2 separate regions of the Homo sapiens genome follow, and region 1 is linked to region 2. A link is a contact called in ENCODE Hi-C or POLR2A ChIA-PET data. All regions are on one chromosome and are shown on one strand. Each heading gives the region's core, a stretch centred on a gene start or an enhancer-like site at or near the end of the contact. The rest is flanking DNA. Distances are from core to core; before and after follow the strand shown.

The links. A loop is a pair of places that touch in the nucleus more often than their neighbours do. ChIA-PET counts read pairs that join two places held with the same protein, here RNA polymerase II (POLR2A). Pooled maps may share reads with other maps.
Region 1: a loop to region 2 is called in a map of heart right ventricle, with 8 times the contacts of the local background. The contact joins the enhancer-like site here to the promoter of FSTL1 in region 2. A Hi-C loop is called at or near these places in 27 of 168 maps with a recorded cell type or tissue (GM11168, GM23248, IMR-90 and 21 more), 1 of 37 single-sample maps with no recorded cell type and 27 of 50 pooled maps. POLR2A ChIA-PET finds 5 or more read pairs at or near these places in 9 of 52 experiments (AG04449, AG04450, H1 and 4 more).

What each region holds. Positions count from the first base shown.
Region 1 is chr3:120,554,682-120,557,514 of GRCh38, reverse strand. No RefSeq gene overlaps it. Among named protein-coding and RNA genes, the nearest start is that of NDUFB4, 40 kb to the left of the region's middle. Within about 2 kb of position 1,359, at least 10 of the 41 ENCODE cell types and tissues checked have a DNase peak (open chromatin) inside an H3K27ac peak, as active enhancers do; they include adrenal gland and heart right ventricle, where a contact is called at or near this core.
Region 2 is chr3:120,449,489-120,452,340 of GRCh38, reverse strand. FSTL1 (follistatin like 1) reads left to right here and starts at 1,349. Exons shown (of 11, transcript NM_007085.5): 1 at 1,349-1,444; 2 at 1,595-1,657. The coding sequence starts at 1,595. LOC124900546 (a long non-coding RNA gene) reads left to right here and starts at 1,687. Exons shown (of 2, transcript XR_007096030.1): 1 at 1,687-2,852.

The sequences.
Region 1 (2,833 bases), core at 110-2,609, 110 kb before region 2:
CCAAGTTTAAGACCAAGGTAGGGAGTGGGAGGCAGATAGGCAATGCAATGCTATTCAACATTTAAGAATACTTCCCACTTACTTGTCCTTGTCAGGCCCTGGCCATACAGACAGGCTGTACAAGACATAGGCCCTGACCTCAGGGAGTAAATGTTTTTATTGAACTGACCCACTGTGTCTCTGAATGAGAACAAAAATGAAACTGCTGCAGAAAAACCCAGTGCTACAAAGTGCTAGCATCATCAGGAGGCAGGCTGCCTCTGCAGTGCAATCCATAATCTCTGTGACTTCCAGAACCAAAAAAAAAAAAAAAAAAAAAGTTAAATTACTTTCTAAAATTAAGCTTTGCATTACTTTGGAAACTAACAAAGCATTCCTTCCCACAGACACTGTTCCCAAATTAAGTATTTTGTGCTTATACAGCTGCTCAAATGTTGGTGCATTGAAGATGGAAAAATTTCTTAGGTAGGGAAGAGATGGGGTGCCTAGAAAGGAGAGGGGAGCTCTGTCGGGGGGAGAGCAGCTGTGGTCACTAGCAGAGATTATAGAATAGTTGGAAAAGATTATCAAGTAAATAAGTGTATAAAATGTTTCTAAAGTTATTAGGTCTAAATAAGTGTAGGTTAAGGGGGCCTGTTATGGTCAAGTATTTAAAAGCATCCTTTCAAGTGAAAACCTTGGTCAGTGGCTATTCCCCACCTGTAATCAATAGGAAATGGAATAAAAGTAAACTACCGAGGGGGCATCTTAAGGTCAATGTGAGGCCTATTGTTCAAGATTTCACAGCGATTAAACCCTAGAATGGGTCACAGAGAATAGGTGGGCACTTTCCTCTAGAGGCATTTATTGAAAGAACAGAACTGTCTTGTTATCACATGCTGCAGGTAACATCCAGTGTAGAGACAGAGGCATGACTTGGATGAGCTAACTTCCCAGGTTCTCTTCTATTAAATAGATTGGAAAGTCAAAGAACTCATACAGCATTAGAGGCCCCCCATAGCAGCTAGAGAGAAATGGACAGGTGAAAGGCCCATGGTCCTCACTTGTCCGCCTCCCACCGACAACATGCCAGGGCCTGCCATTGAGCTGCCTGTTTCATTTTGTAAGCTTGTGCCTAGATGTTTGCCTTGCAAACATGTGAGCTGTCTTGGCAAACGGTTTTGTAGAAAGCCCTCACTCACAAGAATTCCATCTGCAATATTTGGACTGGCTTCTAGGACTCCCTTTTCCGCACAAGCTGTTCCCTCCTTATCTCTGGGTCTCTTCCAGAAGGTCATCAATGTTCTGCTGTACAAGGGTCATCTGCTTGCCACACTATTCCCCAGCTCCTGGAACACAGCACTGTTTTCCATGGTGGCAGCAGCAGGAATATCTTCCTCCTCAGCATGATTTTCCAGGCCCAAGATAAGCTCACAAGCACCAAAAGACACAAGGCCATGGCCTCATGGACCTCACACCCAGTAGCCTGATCTGAGTTTAAAAAGGCAGACCTGCTGTCTTAGCTGGGGGAGTAGAGGAGAGTTAGTGGGAGGGGCTACTATGGGTTTAAGTTGACAGAGAGAGGTGGTGCAGGAGCAGAGAGCAGCCAGGAGCACCTGAGGAAGGCTGCGAAGGTCATCTGGGTGGGGGCGGGTTCCAGGGGAGGAGCACTTTCTGGCAGGGTGAGGTGGGGGCGGTCCTGGAGAATGTACCCATAAGGCCAAGTCCAAGGCCTGGGTGGGGTCTCTGACACTTGTAGACACTTGGCACCAAGCCTCAGTGTAATCTTGCTTCATCTCCCTGGATTTCTACCATCATTAATGACTGTGACTTCAGTCAGGGACTACAGAAAGGGAACACTCAGTGATAATCTAGAGGCAAGGACAATTGACCAAATAATCAGATATGGCTCCAGTTTAAGTCCTTTGCCCCATTATTACCCTGCCCTCTCTTCATTATCCTATATCCCAAGTCCTTACTTTCCCAGATGTGGTGGAGAAGGTAAAGAATTCCAAGTTGTTGTAAGCAGGGTCACTCCCCATAAAATGAGATCATCTCACACCCTAGGGACTGACTCAATTGAGCTCCACTGGCCAGAGTTCTGATTGCATCTCCCCAACCGAAAGAATATTAATTCCAGGCAAAGGAGGTCTCTGTCTCCTGCATAGTAGATACTAATGACTCCACTATGAGAAAAATCCTAGAGTGATAGAGTATGAGAGTCAGCAGGGACTGTAGAGATTACATATTGATCCAACACATTCATGATAGATGAGGGAACTGAAGATTAGGGAGATGACATAAGGTCCAAGGCCACCCAGGAAGTTGTTGAAAAAATCTGGACTAGAACCCAGAAGTCTTTGGCCCAGTAACACACTAGCTCTTCCTCCTATCTTACCTGGCCCTGGCCCTCTCGGATGCCAAAGGTTTCCACCCAGGGGAAAATTAAGCAGCAAGGAAGGAAGGTCTGAATTTGCAAAACTTCTTTGTGGAAGCAACTGCGCTTCAGGAGATCCCTTTGTATCATAGCCAGCCCTGGGGACTCTGTCTCTGCCATTCTGCATCTGGTTAAATTGCTCTTCTAAGAGCCCATCTGGCTGCCAAATCTCTCCCTCTGGCCAGAAACAGCACCTGATCTCATCCTGGTGGATTTCCACTAGTCAGACAGTTCTAGTGCTTCCAAGATGGAAATGGAACATCTTACATAGAAACATAAATATTTTACAAGCAAATAACAATGTTTCTAACTCCTCTAGTCTCCCTTTAGCTAACCACTTCCAAAGGCATCTGGCAATCTTGCATTCAACCTGTGAATCAAATAAGTCAAATAAACAGATATTTATTGAGCCACTAT
Region 2 (2,852 bases), core at 100-2,599:
TAGATGGACAGGGTGGGCCCAGTAATGCAGGGCTTATAAGAAAGGCAGAGTTTGGATTTGATGTGGGTAGAAGAACGCTGAAGTTTCTGAGTAGAGGAAGAACATGAACACGAGGAAGACAATGTTTAAAATAAGGGAAAGAATATGACAATGGATTGCAGTGGAGACTACAGGGGAGAGCCTGGAGTCAGAGGACAACGAAAGGAGGTTTCCAGAATTTCTGAGTGAGGGAGGATGAAGGTCTGGCCTAGGAAAGTGGACATGTGAACGGAGGCGAGGGGATGCATATGAGATCTCAGCGGCTAAACTGCCAGGCTATGGGTACAAGCCGGCTCTGAGAAAAGGAGATAGGTTTGAAGGCAACCACCCTGAAAGAGGTAGATAAGCAGGCCCTGAAGCTGGGGGAAGTGAGGCTTAGTCTTGGGCATGTGAAATCTGAGTTGCTAAGTGGATCTGCTCTCCTTACTAGTTATGGCAGGAAAGGCGCCTTAATTAGGAGCATTTTAGGGAGTTAACCCTGTCAAAGAGGTAGCACACTTTCGAAGGCCAAGGGCTGGGAAGAAGGTGGTGAAGATGGCAATCCTGAACACAGAGGCTACTTGGGATGACAGGGATGGGAGGAGGGACACAGGTGATGAGTGAGTGGGCGGAAGAGAGGAGGGGGACACCGCTCCCCGGCCCGAGGGAAGGAGGGGATGAGGCTGCCGGCAAACGCTGGACTCAGGATCTTCCCAGCAGAGCAGGGCGGCCGCCACCTCACCCGGGACAATGCACTGTAGAACCCACAGCAGCCTTCCCCACGCCGGCCGGTCTTCCCGGCCCTGCGCCCACTTCCCGGTGCCCCGCTGCCCTGCTGCCGTGACCCCGGGATGCGGGGTCTCCTCTGCCTCCCTGGGCCTCCCCCTTCAGCCATGGGGGGCGGCTCCGCTTCCTAGGCCGCGGGACGTCTTTTCCTCCAGGTTCCAGTCCCGGACCTTCCCGGGCCCCCCACGGCACCGCCCACCTGGCCACCGCCGCAGCCCGCCCGGGCCGCCGCCAGCCAGCAGCCCCTCCCGGGGTGGGGTTTCCCTTCCCCCTACCCCTTTGTGGCAGGGACCCACGGGACACCCCCTCTGCCTCCGCTCCACGTCCAGGGGGCCGAAGGGGCGCCGGACGAGGGACCGTGCGGAGAGAGGGGTTCGGCGGCGCCAGGACTCCCGCGGGCTCCCCGGAGCAGGGGTCGGAAGGAGGGGGAGCGGGAGCCGCGGGGGCCGCTGCAGCAGAAGGGGGAGGAGAATGGGGAGGAGCTGGGGGGGCAGGCAGGCGGGGAAGGAGAGGTCTTAAGGGGCGGCGAGGGGAGGTCGCATTTCCTCCGAGGCTGGCGATCGGCGGAGCTCCCACCTCCGCTTACAGCTCGCTGCCGCCGTCCTGCCCCGCGCCCCCAGGAGACCTGGACCAGACCACGGTGAGCGCAGGGCGCACGGCGCGGAGGCCGGACTCTTCGGGCGGCCGGGGGTGCTTGGGCGGCCGGAGCGAGCCTGCGGGACCCGAGCAAGTTTCCCAGGTCAGCGCGGGGCCCGGCGCCTTCAGACTCGCTCTCTTCTCTCTTCCGCAGATGTGGAAACGCTGGCTCGCGCTCGCGCTCGCGCTGGTGGCGGTCGCCTGGGTCCGCGCCGAGGTAGGCGAGGGGCCGAGGAGTCCGAACTCGGTCCCCGGGGCCTCTTGGGTCTGCGCGCTGGGCGGGTGGGCGCGCGTCCTGGGGATGCTCTCCCGGGGTGGCGCTGGGAGTTTCGGTCCTTGGGGTGTGCTGGGGTGGAGCTGGGGCAGTAATGCTGCTTACGAAACTTAAATCTTTAAAGCAGGAAAAGTAGTTCGGGCCGTAAGCGGGAGCCCCGCCGCGGCTAACATGGAGGGAGAGCGGGGAGGAGGAGAGGGGACGGGCTGGGCCGACGGGGACGAGGCGGCGACTGGAGCAGCAGCGAGTTCAAAAAGGCGCCTCAGTTCCGTCCTTCACTTCAGAGGAGACTGAGAGTAGTTGGGGACTTTTCCCTCCCAAGTCTGTCTCCTGGGGGCGGGGGCAGAGGAATCGGGATTCTTCTTTTGGGGCAAAATTAATTTTCCTTTCTCTCTTTTAAAGTGAGATCATGATTCTCTGAAATGTATTTTCTTCTTTGTGAAGTGTCCTCGGGTTTTGTGTTATCATCTGGGCAATGTAACGGCCTTTTCCCAAGTGTTCCCTGTAACGTTGCGCAAGTGTAAGAGAAGATCCATTGCTCTGCTCTTTGGGGGCTCGAGTTTCCAGTTAAAGCATTTCAGCGCTTGTTTTTTTGTACCAATTTTTTCAACTCTAACGACCTTCCTGAGACACTACAAACAAACCAACAAACTCTTTGCTCAGAAGCCGCTCCATTAACTCAAAGGTTTATGGACAGAAAATAAACAATTCTAAATTCCCCGGGCTCCAGTCTCCAGGAAAGTGAGGTCAGAAACTAAACATTTGATAATTATGGCAGGAAATATGGAAGGAATTAAAAAGCATGAGGGAGAAGAAATGGAATGCACATTACAAAAGAAATAGCTCCCTGGTGGGTGGTTTATGCTCCCTGTTTGAATTTTTTCCTTCATATTACAGTTTAACCACACCCTTAGCATCGCAGCTTGACTCTGCCCAAAAAAGTCATAAATGCATACAAGGTCTTCACAATTTTTAAAAAATACGCATTGTACTGAATTCTCATTTAATTCACTACTACGTTGTTGATTGAGGTGGAAACTCAATCAACTGTTTTTACTGCCAATGAAATAAAAGTAGCTAATATTTATTAAATATCTGCTATGTTGTAATAAAATTCCATTTTAATGACAGATAAATT